Linked DNA regions of Homo sapiens: region 2 is linked to region 1. A link is an interaction called in ENCODE POLR2A ChIA-PET data of the cell type or tissue named here. Cell type or tissue: PC-9. All regions are shown on one strand. Each heading gives the region's core, and the rest is flanking DNA. Links, peaks and the distances in the headings are about the cores only.

Region 1 (8,399 bases), core at 1,981-5,980:
AAAATCAGCCAGGCGTAGTGGCACACACCTGTAATCCCAGCTACTCGGATGCTGAGGCAGGAGAATCGCTTGAGACTGGGAGGCAGAGGTTGCAGTGAGCTGAGATCACACCACTACACTCCAGCCTGAGTGACAGAGCATGACTCTGTCTCAAAAAAAAAAAAAAAAAAAAAAAGCCGGGCGCAGTGGCTCACACCTGTTATCCTAGCACTTTGGGAGGCCGAGGCGGGTGGATCACCTGAGGTCAGGAGTTGGAGACCAGCCTGGCCAACATAGTGAAACCCCGTCTCTACTAAAAATACAAAAATTAGCTGGGTGTGGTGGCAGGCGCCTGTAACCCCAGCTATTCAGGAGGCTGAAGCAGGAGAATTGCTTGAACCCGGGAGGGAGAGGTTGCGGGGAGCTGAGATGGCGTCATTGTCCTCCAGCCTGGGCGACAAAAGCAAAATTCTGTCTCAAAAAAAAAAAAATTAACCTTGACTTTACTCATCCATTAAACATTTACCAAGAAATATTTGTTGTGCCAGGCATTCCCTGGCACTGAGGCTACGAAGAGGTATAAGACGCTTGCCATAGAATAATTCATATTTAGTCAGGGAAAGAGACTTGTAATTAATTCAAAGAGAGAGATGGACATTATAATAGAAACACCAGTGGACTCTTGGAATTCAGAAATCAGGATTTTTATCTTGAGAAAGACCCTGAAAAGGCTTATTAAATGGATTTGTATGATTTTTTTTTTTTTGAGACGGAGTCTCGCACTGTCACCTGGGCTGGAGTGCAGTGGCGCAATCTTGGCTCCCTGCAATCTCTGCCTCCAGGGTTCAAGCGATTCTCCTGCCTCAGCCTCCTGAGTGGCTGGGATTACAGGCACCCGCCACCATGCCCAGCTAATTTTTTTTTTTTTTTTTAGTAGAGACGGGGGTTTCACTATGTTGGCCAGGCTGGTCTCGAACTCCTGACCTTGTGATCCACCCGCCTCAGCCTCCCAAAGTGCTGGGATTACAGGCATGAGCCACCGCACCCAGACAGGATTTGTTTGTTTAATGAGGCACAAATTTGAATGAAACTATCTTCAAGGTTGTTGTACAACAAAAGCAAAGCACTTAACCAGTAAGAGAGACCCAGATAACTACAACGGTTGTATGTTTTGTTTTTGTTTTTATTTTTGAGACAGAGTCTTGCTCTGTTGCCCAGGCTGGAGTACAGTGGGGTGATCTCGGCTCACTGCAACCTCGCCTCCCAGGTTCTAGAGATTCTGCTGCCTTAGCCTCCTGAGTAGCTGGGATTATAGGTGCGTGCCACCACACCTGGCTAATTTTTCGTATTTTTAGTAGAGATGGGGTCTCACCAAGTTGGCCAGGCTGGTCTCAAACTCTGTCAAAGTGCTGGGATTACAGGAACGAGCCACCATGCCCAGGAAAAGGGTGTATATTTTGGCCTGGCATGGAATTAATTCTTTACTCTTTCTGAAGCACACTTTTACACTTATTACATATCTGAAGTGATGACTTAAAATATTCAGGCACGTTTCATTGGAAAATTACGTGGTATAGTGGGGTTCTCAAAAATGAGAAGTTCTCAAAGATCTCAAGAAAATTTTCTTGGCTGGACGTGGTGGCTCACGCCTGTAATCCCAGCACTTTGGGAGGCCGAGGGGGGTGGATCACATGAGGTCAGGAGTTCGAGACCAGCCTGGCCAACATGGTGAAAACCCATCTCTTCTAAAAATACAAAAATCAGTCAGGCGCGGTGGCACGCGCCTATAATCCCCGCTACTCAGGAGGCTGAGGCAGGAGAATCGCTTGAACCCAGGAGGCGGAGGTTGCGGTGAGCCAAGATCGCACCACTGCACTCCAGCCTGTGTAACAAGAGTAAAATTCTGTCCCAAAAAAAAAAGAAAAAGAAAATGTACAGATGCACACATCCACACAAACACAGAAAGGGTCTGGGTGGATATTTACCAACGTGTTATGGAACAACATAACATCTGGGTGCTTTTTTGTTTTCATTTTCATTCATCTGCTTTTCCAGTTTACCTTCAGTTAATTTGTATTGTTTATCTAATAAGAAAACCCACAAGGAATGTAACTAAACCATTCAAAAGCAAAGCAACCCCCAATAAAGACAAGTCCAGAGTATGGCCAGGATGTGGGTAGCCGGCATAGCGTGGAGAAAGGTCTAGAGTTAAGGAGGTAAAGCACTGTGAAGTTCTGACAATGGTGTGGTGGTGGATAATGGGAGGTGGCACTCTTCAGTGAGTGCAGTGAGAGGGGACTGAGCAGAAGGTCAGTAAGGACAGGGACTAGGGAGGACAGAAAGTGGTGTCATAGAAAGCCTGGAGCCTTTCCTTTCCTCCTCCTCAGTCTCTGTTACCCACACACAAGCCACCTCCCTAGAAGGAGGCGGTGGCATCTTAGCTGGTCTTCTGTCACCTGTCTCTTCCTGTCTCTAGTTCATCCTACCCACAGCTGTTAGAGTAGCCTTCTTTCAGCACTTTTTTTTTTTTTTTTTGAGACGGAGTCTCGTTCTGTCGCCCAGGCTGGAGTGCAGTGGCGCGACCTTGGCTCACTGCAAGCTCCGCCTCCTGGGTTCACACCATTCTCCTGCCTCAGCCTCCCGAGTAGCTGGGACTACAGGCACCCGCCACCACGCCCGGCTAATTTTTTTGTATTTTTAGGAGAGACGGGGTTTCACCGTGTTAACCAGGATGGTCTCGATCGCCTGACCTCGTGATCTGCCCGCCTCAGCCTCCCAAAGTGCTGGGATTACAGGCGTGAGCCACGGCTCCTGGCCCTTTCAGCACTTTTAAAAAAAAACTCTGTCCTGGCTGGTTGCATGGCTCCAGCATGTAATCTCAGCACTTTGGGAGGCCGAGGGGTGGCTGCGGATCACAAGGGTAGAGTTGAAGACCAGCCTGGCCAACACAGTGAAACCCCGTCTCTACTAAAAATGCAAAAATTAGCTGGGTGTGGTGGCAGGCACCTGTAATCCCAGCTACTCAGGAGGCTGAGGCAGGAGAATTGCTTGAACCCAGGAGACAGAGGTCGCAGTGGGCCGAGATCGCACCACTGCACTCCAGCCTGGGTGACAGAGCTAGACTCTGTATCAAAAAAAAAGAAAAAAAAAAAAAGAGCAACCAAAAAAAAAAAAAAAAACAACTCTGTCCTTGCTCAGTCATCTATAATAGGTCTCAGCTGCTTATTTAAAATAAAAATCTTTAAAGCCCTTCCCATCCCATCCTGGGTTACCCAGCTCCTACTTTCAGTACCTCTCTGAGCTGCTGCATCTGTAAAATGAACATATTGTACTCTGCCTTGTATACTGGAATAATTTTTTTTTTTGAGACAGGATTTCACTCTGTTGCCCAGGCTAGAGTGCAGAGGCACAATCATGGTTCACTGCAGCCTCAACTTCCTGGGATCAAACCATCCTCCAACCCTCAACCTCCTGAGTAGCTGGGACCACAGGTACTTACCACTATATCCAGCTAATTTTTAAATTTTTTGTAAAGATGATGTCTCCCAGGCTGAAGTTATCCTCCTGCCTCAGCCTCCCAAAGTGCTGGGATTACAGGAGTGAGCCACCATGCCTGGACTGGAATAAATTAATGGAAGAAAGGGTGCTTTAAAAAGAATTGTTCTCATTGCAACCTAATTTCTTAGTAGTCCCCAGTTGAGTCTTCCACTTCAGTATTTTTTTTTTTAATAATTGTAGATTTACAGGACATTGCAAAGAAATGTACAAGGGAAGTCCCATGCACCCTTCTCCCAATCTTAATGTTTCACACAATTAAAGTATAATATAAAAAACAAGAAATTGACATTGGTCCAATCCATAGAGCTTATTCAGAGTTCACCAGATATACATGCTGTCAATATTTTTGTTTGCGTGTGTGTAGCTGTATGCAATTGTACCACATGTAGCCTTGCATAACGACCACCACAACCAAGATCCAGAACAATTCCATTATCACAAGACTCCTTTGTGTTACCCCTGTCTGGCCACACCCATCCCCTCCCTGTGTCCCTGGCCCTTGGCACCCATTTATCTTTTATGCATCTCTGCAGGTATGTTATTTCAATGAACGTCATGTAAATGGAATTGTGCACTATACATTCTTTTTCTTTTTCTTTCTTTCTTTTTTTTTTTTGAGACAGAGTCTTGTTCTGTCACCCAGGCTGGAGTGTAGAGGCATGAGCATGGCTCACTGCAATCTCCACCTCCCAGGCACAAGCAATCCTCCCACCTCACCCTCCTGGGTACCTGGGACCACAGGTGCACACCATCTCGCCTGGCTATATGCTTCTTTTGAGATTGCTTTTTTCACTCACATAATTTGCTTGAAATTTATCCACCAGCATTAAAAAAAAATTAATTGTGCATCATCTTCAGTGAGATGTGTGCATTTTGTCTTTGTTCATGCCTTTTCCACTGCCTAGAATGCCCTCTACCAACCCTCTCTACCAATCTGTATTCATTTCCTTCAGTGTGTCTCACTGCTGTGTGCCTAAACCCATCTGACTTATTTCTCTTCCCTTATCAATTATGTATATTTCCCATACCATATCATTTTCCACTTGCAGGTAGGAGACAGGGACCACGCCCATCTTATCTTTATATTCCCAGCATCTAGTACAGTGCCTGAAATGGAGGAGGTACCCAGTAAATAATGTTTTGGATGAATGAATGATTGAAGTTGCTCTGCTGGATTCTTATATTGTGTCTTGGGTATGTGTCGTCTTCCCAACTGCACTCGAAGCTACGTTGTAAACTTGAGAGCAGCAGCTCCATTCCATTTACTAGTATAGGCGAGGTCCCAGTTAGGGTTGCCGTAGATGTTTGTATGTGGCTTCAGTGAGCGTGTGTCTTTGTGTACGTGGGGGTGAAGTGAAGGCGTGTTTGTGGGCTGGTTTCCCAGCTGCCCAGCCTGACTTTCTACAGTCAGCAGGATGGACCTGGAGATGTCAGGGCTGAAGACCCTGGAGCATGTGGCAGTGACAGTCTCCATCACTCACCCACGGCGCGGCAGCTTGGAGCTGAAGCTGTTCTGCCCCAGAGGCATGATGTCCCTCATCGGCACCCCCGGCAGCATGGACTCGTATGTACACCTGCCCGAGGCCTGAGCAACCTTTTCAGCAAGGGCCTTTCCAGGGAAAAGAAATGGAAGAAGTGGATCCTGGCACTGTCCTAAACTACTGTGGCACTGGCTATCCCTGGCGGCTGGAAGCCTTTCGTCACATACCTTCTTCAAGCGCTAGGCCCTGCACCTCACATACATGTTCTCTAATCCTTCTAAGAACCCCCTAGATTAGACTTTGTAACCTCCTTTTACAAATGAGGAAACTGGCTGGGTGTGGTGGCTCACACCTGTAATCCCAGCACTTTGGGAGGTCAAGGCAGGAGAATCACTTGAACTCAGGAGTTCAAGACCAGCCTGGGCAACAAAGTGAGACCCTGTCTCTACAAAAAATTTAAAGATTAGCCGAGCATGGTGGTACATGCCTGTAGTCCCAGCTACTCAGGAGACTGAGGTGGGAGGATCACTTGAACCCAGGAAGTCAAGGCTGCAGTGAGCTGTGATCATGCCACTGCACTCCAGCTTGGATAACAGAGTGAGACCCTGTCTCCAAAAAAAAAAAGAAAGAAAAAGAAAACAAGTCATGGAGCTAGTAAGTGCCCAAGAGAACAAGAATAAACCTAGATCCGTGGGACTCCAAGCCTGTGCGCGCTCCATGCTTGCTTTTTCCACCACACCACGTTAACACAATTTCCTCCTTCCATGAGACCCCAGGGGAAAGGGGCACCTGAGAAGCCCTCGTGGCACCCTCCCAGGTTGTTTCCACGGCTACTACAGTAAGAAAGTGTTGCTGGGGGAAGGTCAGCTCTCTGGCCCACGCCTTCCACCTGTTTCTGCTGTGTTCTTTCCTCAGGGATCCCAACGGCTTCAATGACTGGACCTTCTCCACTGTGCGATGCTGGGGGGAGAGAGCCCGAGGGACCTACAGGCTTGTCATCAGGGATGTCGGTGAGTCTCGTGCCCTCACACCAGGCCCTACCTTTCCTGCTTGTTATCTGGTCCCTCTGCATCTCAGAGTCCCCACAGAAAGTGTCCCGTGTGCAATATATAGGGTTGCCATTGGACCAAGAGAGTTGATGCCAAGAGTGTGCCCATCCGTGAAATGGGCATTGCTCTCTGAAACTGTTCATTTATACTACCTCTCATATTCCCTGGAGGAGTGACCCATCCATCTTTCCTCAGGATAGCAACAAAAAGTCCTTGTCGAAACCACATTTCAAGTCCTTTTACGTATAACCATCCTTCGGCAAGCCCCGGTAGGCAGGTAAGGGCAGGACTCATTTCACCATTTTTTTTAAACTGGCCCAGAGGTTTGAGGTGACTTGTGGAAGGTCACCATATCAGTGAAGGCCACAATATCCATGAATTGTGAATATCTTTAGTATCAGCCTATAGACTGGAAATTGAGCTCCACCCTCCCATCCTCCAGTCAGTTAGGTATTCTCTAGGCCAGTGGTTTTCAAAGCTTTCTTTAATTTGGTGGAAAGACATTTTTTTCTAATCCCAGCTGAACCCCCAAAATACGGGAGAGAAAAGCAAGACTCTGCTTTGGAGTACAGCCTTTCAACCCTTTCCATCCCTAAGGGCACCCAGTGAGGCCCTTCTGCAGAACCTGGGGTCAGTGGGACACAGTGAGGCAGCTCCTGGAGCAGACCATGTGGCCTGAGCCCCTTTGGGTGGCAGGGCGGGCAGGGCCTCTGCTGTCTGGCATGGCTGACAGAGGGGCGTGGCTCACGAGCTGCCCCTTGCTGCCCTAGGGGATGAGTCATTCCAGGTCGGCATCCTCCGGCAATGGCAGCTGACCCTATATGGCTCTGTGTGGAGTGCAGTAGACATCAGGGACAGACAAAGGTGGGTAAAGCCGCATGTGTCAGAGGGAAGGCCAGTCACAGGGGAAGGGCTGCCTAGGGAGCCCATCGCCCTCTGAACCCCAGCTGTGCTTCCCAGTTCCAGCGTCAAGCTGGTAGATGGAGCCCCGGGCTGGGAACTCACAGTCTGGGCCTCTCCTTTTTGCTGTGGGGCTTCCCTGTCTTCACCTGTAAGGCAGGAAAATGGGTGAGGGCAGATGGTATAGGAACCATAGTCAGTGGGGCATCCTCACCTCTTTTCTTCTCCACAGGCTGTTAGAGAGTGCCATGAGTGGAAAATACCTGCACGATGACTTCGCCCTGCCCTGCCCACCGGGGCTGAAAATTCCTGAGGAAGATGGTTACACCATCACCCCCAACACCCTCAAGGTACTAGGGCCAAGACTCAAGCTGCGGGTAGATGGGACTGTCCTGTCTGGGGGATGGAGTTCTTAGTGTGTTTCTCAGGGTGACCTGCGGGGTGAAGGACTGGGAAGACCTGGGTCCCAGCAGTGGTTTCATAGCATTGCTCCTACCCTGCTAGCCTAACTCTTACAGGACAGGCCTTGTCGGGGGAGGGGGCAGAGGGAACAGTTTGGGTGAAAAAGGCAGTCCCTAGAAGGAAAAAGACTTTCTGAGCTCATTGTCCTGGACTGAGAAAGGCTGTAGGCTTCGGGAAACAGTGCCTCACGTAGGTGCTTGCCTCGGCCCCAGACCTTGGTGCTGGTAGGCTGTTTCACCGTCTTCTGGACCGTTTACTACATGCTGGAAGTATATGTGAACCAGAGGAATGTGGCTTCCAATCAAGTTTGTATGAGTGGACCCTGCCACTGGCCCTATCGAAGCCAGAAAGCCAAGGAGGAAGGGACAGAGCTAGAATCAGTGCCACTTTGCAGCAGCAAGGATCCAGACGAAGTGGAAACAGAGAGCAGGGGCCCTCCCACCACCTCTGACCTCCTTGCCCCAGACCTGCTGGAGCAAGGGGACTGGAGCCTGTCCCAGAACAAGAGCGCCCTGGACTGCCCTCATCAGCACCTAGACGTACCGCACGGGAAGGAGGAGCAGATCTGCTGACCTCAGGGCCTGACAGTGTGGGACAGGCTCTTCTTTCCCAAAATTAGGGAGCTCTTGACAGAAAGCAGTTCTGATGCTTACATCTGGAATCTGAGGCATCCTCTGACTCCACTCAAAGAGGGTGAGGGCCTTCTTAAGATACAAATGGCGGAGGATTGCTGCCAGAGAAGTCTGGTCAGAGCCACAGGGTCTGCCTCCAGCCAAACGGGAGCTTTTGGTGAGAAGGTGTTGGACAGGGGATTGGCGCCCCCTTTGGGTTGGCCTCCATCCTCTTTTTTTTTCCCCTTAACACTATCCGCCTGGAAATGGGCTGCCTCTCTTTTTTTTTTTTTTTTTTTTTGAGACATAGTCTCGATCTGTCCCCCAGGCTGGAGTGCAGTGGCGTGATCTTGGGCAAG
Region 2 (7,776 bases), core at 2,069-6,068, 390 kb before region 1:
TTTCCCCGCTTCATTCTCCATTCTAGTCTCATTCTGTTCCCTCCCACAAACCTATTCTACTGATTAAGGTGTATATCCTCCTTATAAAATAATATCACTTCATGTGTTTATATAGCTGATTTTTGCTTTAAATTTCACTGTTCCTTATTTTTTCACTTGAAGTCTACCATTTCACGAAATTCCTAACAGCTTGCATTTGACTTAAAAAAAAAACTCCATTATATGCATATACCACATTTTACTTATCAATTTCCTTAGTGATGGACATCTAAGTTTTTTCCAAATTCTTGCCACCCAAACTATACATAGAAAAACATCCTTGTATCTACTCCTCAAGGATTTATGCAAATTTCTCCGAAGGATATAGCCAGGAGTGGAACTACTTTGAAGTATGTACATAAAGTATTAGTTATCTGTTGCTGTATAACAATTGTTATGGTTATAACTGTAACTGCTGTTGCTTACCTACCCTAAATGCAAACTTCCTTCCCTAAATGCTTGAGCAGCTTAAAACAATAACAACCCATAGAATGAGAAAAGTATTTGCAAATCATGTATCTAGTAAAGGACTTATAACCAAGATATATATAAAGAACCCTTTACGTAAGAGAGTGCCTGTGTATGTGTATATATAACCAATAACCCAAATGAAAAATGGGCAAAGGATTTGAATAAAGATTTCTCCAAAAGATATATAAAGATGCTCAACATCACTAGCCACCAGGAAAATGCAAATCAAAACCATAATGATATACCACCTCCCACCCATCAGGATGGCTATAATCAAAAAGACAAATAATAAGTGTTGGCAAGCATGTGGAGAAATTGGAACGCGCATACATTTCTTTGGAATAAGTTTGGCAGTTCCTCAAAAAGTTAAACATGGAGTTACATATGACCCAGCAATTTCACTCCTAGGAATATATCCACCCCTAGGAATATAAAAAAGAAAATATACATCCATACAAAAACTTATACATGAATTGTTCACAGCAGCATTATTCATAATACCCAAACAGTGGAAACAACTCGAATGCCCATCAAATGATGCATAAATAAAATGTGGTATATCCGCACAAGGGAATATTATTCAGCCTTAAAAAGGAATGTAGGGCTGATACATATTACAACATGGATGAACCTTGAAAACATTATGCTAAGCACAAAAAGCCAGACACAAAAGGCCAAATATTATATGACAGTCTCACTCATATCTTATTAATATATGAAAGTCCAGAACGGGCAAACTATACAGGCAGAAAGTAGATTAGTGTTTGCCTAAGGCTGGAGAAGTTAGGGGAAAGTGGGGAGTGACTGCTAATGGGTACAAGGTTTCTTGTACCCACAAGATGATAAAAATGTTTTAAAATTAAATGTGGTGATGGTTGCATAACTCTGTGATATATTACAAGCCACTGAATCATACACCTTAAGTGGGTGAATTGTGTAGTATGTAAATTATATCTCAATAAAGCAGTTTTTAAAAAATACTAAACATGGCCAGGCGCAGTGGCTCATGCCTGTAATCCCAGCACTTTGGGAGGCCGAGGTGGGCAGATCACGAGGTCAGGAGTTCAAGACCAGCCTGGCCAACATAGTGAAACCCCACCTCTACTAAAAATACAAAAATTAGCTGGGCATGGGCACCTGTAGTCCCAGCTACTCGGGTGGCTGAGGCAGGAGAATTGCTTGAACCCGGGAGGCAGAGGTTGTGGTGAGCCAAGATCACACCACTGCACTCCAGCCTGGGAAACAGAGTAAGACTCCACCTCAAATAAATAAATAAATACTAAACATTTATTATCTCAGAGTTTCTTTGGTTCAAGAATCTGGAGCTGGATGTTCTGGGTCAGGATCTCTCACGAGGTCGATCAGGGCTGCAAGCCTGAGGGAGGGCTTGAGTAGAGCTGGCGGATGCACTTCCAAGGTGATTCACTCCTACAGAAGGCAATTTGGTGCTGGCTGTTGGTGAGAGGCCTCAGAGCTTCTCTACCTGGGCCTCTCCAGAGGGCTGCTTGAGTGTCCTCATGATATGGAAGCTGGCATCCTCCAGAGCAAGGATCCAAGATAGCACAAGGCAGATATTTTAATACCTTTTATGACCTACCTTCGTAAGTCACACATTTCTAGTACATCCTATTGGTTACACAGGTCAACCTTATTTATTGTGGGAGGGGACTATACAAGGGTTTATATACCAGAGGGCAGAGATCATTAGGGGCCATCGTGGAAGCTGGCTGCCCTACTTGATGATAATGATGACAATGATAATAATAACAGCTAATAATTCTGTGACACTACTGTGTGCCAGGCATTGTTCTAAGCTTACAATAAACCTATGAGGTAGGTACTATTATGTCTATTTCACAGACGAAAAAACTAAGGCATAGAGAAGTTAACTGGCTTACCAAAGGTTACACAGCTAGCAAACGACATAGCTGGGATTCAAATTCAGGCAGTATAGCTCCAGAGCCACACTATTAAAAACTGCAATATCGCTCCCTAGGTATTACTTGATTTCAGTAAGTTTCATTCATTTGTTCTCCAAAATGAATACACCAGCTGAAATATTCCATGTAGCCGGGCACAGTGGTTCATGCCTGTAACCCCAGCACTTTGGGAGGACAAGGCGGGCGGATCACCTGAGGTCAGGAGTACGAGATCAGCCTGGCCAACATGGTGAAACCCCATCTCTACTAAAAAAACAAAAATTGTGTAGCGCATGCCTACAGTCCTGGCTACTCAGGAGGCTGAGGTGGGAGGATTGCTTGAACCTGGGAGGCAGAGGCACCACTGCACTCCAGCCTGGATGACAGAGTAAGACTCTGTCTTTTTAAAAAAAAAAAAAAAAAGAAAGAAAGGAAAAGAGAAAAGAAAAGAAGAGAAAATATTCCATGAGTTCTGATTCCCCATCAGATCAGTCTCTTGCTTATTTTTGCCAAACTAAGATGTAAGGTAGAAACTCAGTGTTTTAATTAGCGTATCTGTAATTACTAGTGAGGTAATATACTTATGAGCCACTCTGGTTTTCTCTTTAGATTTTACCTATTCATATTTTTGCATATTTTTATTTCATCTGTCTTTTTCTTCATGATTTGCAGAAGCTCTTTCTATATTCTATCCCTTGTATATGCAATCCTTGTCAGTTTTAGACACTGCAAATATTTTCTCCTAATCCGTATCCATCTTTAGCTTTGACTATGGGATGCTTTGCTAAATAGAAACCTTTAATTACAAAGTAATCAAAGCTATCAAATCTTATGCATTGTGCTTTGGGATCTTATTTAAGAAATTTATCTTTACCCCAAGGCACAAAAACATTTGCCATTTGTTCCTACTAGCTGTATATCACGTTATCTTTCATTTAGGTCTTTAATCACTTTGGGATTTTTGTTTTATATGGTATGAGGGTTCAACTTTATTTTTGTCCATATAATAAGCCAATTTTCTGAGCACTATTATCCATCTCTTCCCTACTAACTTGTGACACTATCTTTATCATACACCATGTCTCCAAATATCTGTGTGTCTATTCCTGAGTCTAGTTTAGTACTAATTCCTGTTTTCTCAGAGGAAGGATCTATCACTAAGAAAGTTTTTACTCACACTGCTTTCTAGATTAGTGAAAAATTCAACCACCACCCCCCAAATCCCCACAGGTTCAATATTAGCCTGTATTCTTCCCAAAACAGAATACCCAGTTAAGAAGATAATTTTAAAAAAATAAATACATGTTTATTTAAAAAAGAAAAAGAAAAACCCTACCAAGAACAAACCCTGGTCAATGAGAAATCAATGCTTCCTCTGAAAGCCAGCAACAGCCGGTGCTGTCACACCCAAGAAGTACAGGTACCTCAGTCCAAACATCAGGTCTCGAATATTCTTCTGTGGTCAAAACTGGCATTCAACAAGTTGCTGGTCTGTGTGGGCTCCAATTATTAGCACAGACAACTGTTACCACTGGATATCTCGCTGCCTATGCCCACTACCACAGCCCAGCCACCCCCACAGCCTCAGGAAAGTTACATATCCTCAACACTCCATTTGTAGGCAAGTTCCTCCACTGCCTTCTTGCTGGCAAGCCTGGCAAAGCGCTTCTGTTCAAATCCATTGGATCTGCAATCAAAAGAGACATACTATTCAGCTAGAACCCTGAAAGGGGCATTTGTTTCAAAAGAAAGGGAAGAGTTCACAATATAATGAAAAGGGGGGAAAGTAAGGAGTCATATGAAAATATTTTAGGCATGGCCGGGCACGGCGGCTCACGCCTGTAATCCCAGCACTTTGGGAGGCCAAGGCGGGTAGATCACGAGGTCAGGCATTCAAGACCAGCCTGCCTAATATGGTGAAACCCTGTCTCTACTAACAATACAAAAATTAGCCAGGTGCAGTGGCAGGTGCCTGTAATCCAGCTATTCGGGAGGCTGACGCAGGAGAATCGCTTGAACCTGGACAGCAGAGGTTGCAGTGAGCGGAGATCGTGCCACTGCACTCCAGCCTGGGTGACAGAGACTCTGTCTCAAAAAAAAAAAAAAAAAAAAAGAAAGAAAGAAACAAAAAAGAAAAGAAAATATTTAAGGCATATGCAATAGAATCAAAGGGACAAAATATATCATTCATCCTTTTCTTAGTCCTTGTTCACACCCTTCCCCCACTCTGACAGCTATTTCAAACGTTTGCCACTCTAAAAGCCTGGTTCTCTCTCAGCTGATGTCCACATCTTATATTTTATCCATTCATTACACAAACATTTATTGAATTTTCATTATATACTAGGTACCATGGTAGACACTACATGAAAATGAGTATGACACAGCACCTGTCCTGATGAACTCCCAGACTAGTGGAAGAGAGAGACATTTAAACAAATAAATTAAAAGAACAGCATAAACTCTGGTAGAAATACGCATGGGGTGTCATGGAAACAGAATGGGTATCTTAATCAGCTTGGGGGAGGTATGATAAAAAGGTGACATGAGGGTTGGGCAAGAATGATCAGTAAAGGCTCTGTGTTAACTACAGCACTGGGGATGGAAGGGCCAGAAAGGGTCTGGAGGTCATTTCAGAACAGAATGAGCAACAAGAACAAAGGCACGGAAATAAGAAGTGGCCTGGTATGTGCAGCAAACCAAAGGCAAACTGGTATGGCTGGAACCTGAAGTATGACAAAGGGAACAGCCATGAGTCAAAGTTGGAAAGGCGCAGAGGCCAATGCATAATGAGCTGCGTAGGCCATGGTAAAAAGCTTAGATTTCATCCAGAAACGATGGGTTTAAAGCAAGAACTTAAACTGCATTTCAAAGAGATCACTCTGGAGGGGATCTGGGGCAGGAAAATCACTGCAATGGTCCAGGCAACAGATGATGAAGGCAATGATAAAGAGGGACGGAAGAGAGAAGACACAGGAGGCAAAATTAGTAAGACTAATTAGCAGCACTAATTGATTAGGTACACAAGGACAAAGAAGGAGGAGGCAAGTTAGAGAGCACAAGAGTAGGAGCAGGCTTACAGTAGAAGCTGATGAGTTCAGCTTTGAATACAATGCATTTGAAATCTCTCAAGTCTAAATCAATAGAGAAATCCAACAAACAGCTAAATACACCAGACCAAGATGCAAATACTGATTTGGAAATCATGTACATATAGGTCATAGTTGAAAACATGACTAGGTAAGAATCAGCCAGAGGGAGCACATAGAGTGAGAACAGCTAAAAATTATGGATGGAGCCCTGGGAAAGACTTAAGAGGTGCACAGAGGAAGAGGAGTTTGCAAAGGTGGCCAAGAATGATCAGAGAAAAGAACCAGGAGTAGGGTGTCATGGAAAACAATACAGGGGTGAATTTCAAGGAGGTAGTGAGTGGACCTCAAATCCCTTTAATTACCATGCATTCTCTTGGTCTTCTTATCTAAACTTCTTAAAAAGCCTGTATTCACTATTTGTTTCCTCACTTTTCATTCACTCCTTAATACATTAGAACCTGGCCATTGTTTCACTACACAACGGAACTAGCCCTTTCAGGTCATCACTGACATTCCTTGTTGCCAAATCCAATGACTCCTCCTTCCTCTTCCCCAAATCAGCAAACAGGTCCCACCAGCTCACCCCTGACCACATCCCCACTTCCTATTCTCTTACTAACCATCCTTACTACCACTGCCTGCAAGTCGTAGTTCAGACACTCATTACTTTCAGCCTGAGCTACTGCAAAAGCCTTGTATCTGTTCTACTTCCAATCTTGTACCTTTCAAATCCTTCATATTACTGCTATAATGGATTTGTCTATCTAAAATGCAGAGCTGTTTTTAATCCTTCCGTGTCTCCCCTTTACCTCTAGGGTGAAGACCAAGCTCCTCAGATAGGCTTCCAGGGCCTTCTGTGATCACGGTCTGCCAACCTCTCTCATCCATCTCACGCTTTATGCTATCCAACAACAGCAAATTACTTAGGGACCCCCACCACCTGGTAACACCATGGTGTCTCATAGCCTTATGACTCTGCACATATAGGACCCTCTTCCTTTAATATCCTTCCTTTCCTTCTTATCTTGGCTGGTTACCAACATCCCTTAAAACTCAGCTCCCACATTTCATCCGTTAGGAAGCACTTCCTGATCACTCACATCCTCCTAAGGCTCAACTTACTCTTCCTTTGTGCTCCCAAAACATCTTGAAAATCTTCTATAGTAACACTAACCAAACAGCGTTGAAACTGTCTGTCTTCTATTCTAGATTGAAAGTGAGCTCCTGGGCTCAGGGGCTATCTCTCTTTAATCATGGAATCCCTAGTACCTACTACCTAGCTGCTTACACTTATAACATGTATGCTAAGACTTTCCCTTAAGGGATGAGTGGAGTGAGTAACAGAGGGCTTTAAGAAGGGAAGCTTGGCCGGACATGGTGGCTCACGCCTGTAATCCCAGCACTTTGGGAGGCCGAGGCAGGTGAATCACCTGAGATGAGAAGTTCGAGACCAGCCTGGCCAACATGGTGAAACCCTGTCTCTACTAAAAATACAAAAATTAGCTGGGCGTGGTGCTCACGCCTGTAATCCCAGCTACTCGGGAGGCTGAGGCAAGAGAATTGCTTGAACCTAGGAGGCGGAGGTTCCAGTGAGCCAAGATCGTGCCATTTTGCACTCCAGCCTGAGCAACAAGAGCGAAATTCCGTCTCAAAAAAAAAAGAAGGGAAGCTTATTATAAATGGCATCCTCTCCAACCTTAGAAGCATGGATGGTATTCCAAAGCACCAAGGAAACCACTGTTTTTTACCTTGGAAATAAGGTCTTAAGAGAGTTACACTAATATGATAATACAAAGGACATATGAATAACAAACACCAAATCCTAAGCAGAATCAGAAAACAAATTGCAGGAGAACTCACAGTGGAAAGAGCTTTGGACCAGAGAATCAGGAACGCAGAGTTCTAATTCCAGCTTTCTCAGGGAAATTGCATGACTCTAGGCAAACTGCTTATTTATTGGGCCTCAGTTTCTCTTTTTTTTGAGACGGAGTCTTGCTCTGTTGCCCAGGCTGGAGTGCAGTGGCACGATCTCGGCTCACTGCAAGCTCCGCTTCCCGGGTTCACGCCATTCTCCTGCCTCAGCCTTCCGAGCAGCTGGGACTACAGGCGCCCGCCACCACGCCCAGCTAATTTTTTGTATTTTTTTTAGTAGAGACGAGGTTTCACCATGTTAGCCAGGATGGTCTCAATCTCCTGACCTCGTGATCTGCCCGCCTCGGCCTCCCAAAGTGCTGAGATTATAGGCATGAGCCACC

What was found. Peaks named below come from ENCODE experiments on the same cell type or tissue, not always from the same donor. Only the 100,000 strongest peaks of a DNase experiment are listed, where the experiment ranks them.
Region 2: POLR2A ChIA-PET joins it to region 1 with 5 read pairs; 7 of 35 experiments call an interaction of 5 or more read pairs at or near these places.

What each region holds. Positions count from the first base shown.
Region 1 is chr11:117,130,586-117,138,984 of GRCh38, forward strand. It overlaps the pseudogene LOC653303. Among named protein-coding and RNA genes, the nearest start is that of PAFAH1B2, 9.5 kb to the right of the region's middle. RefSeq lists an enhancer at 7,144-8,029. In PC-9, for the core only: no CTCF peak of the experiment used is centred there; a DNase peak (open chromatin) is centred at 4,036.
Region 2 is chr11:116,744,460-116,752,235 of GRCh38, forward strand. It overlaps BUD13 (BUD13 spliceosome associated protein), which reads right to left. Exons shown (of 10, transcript NM_032725.4): 10 at 3,714-4,116. The coding sequence ends at 4,023. Among named protein-coding and RNA genes, the nearest start is that of BUD13, 25 kb to the right of the region's middle. In PC-9, for the core only: no CTCF peak of the experiment used is centred there; no DNase peak of the experiment used is centred there.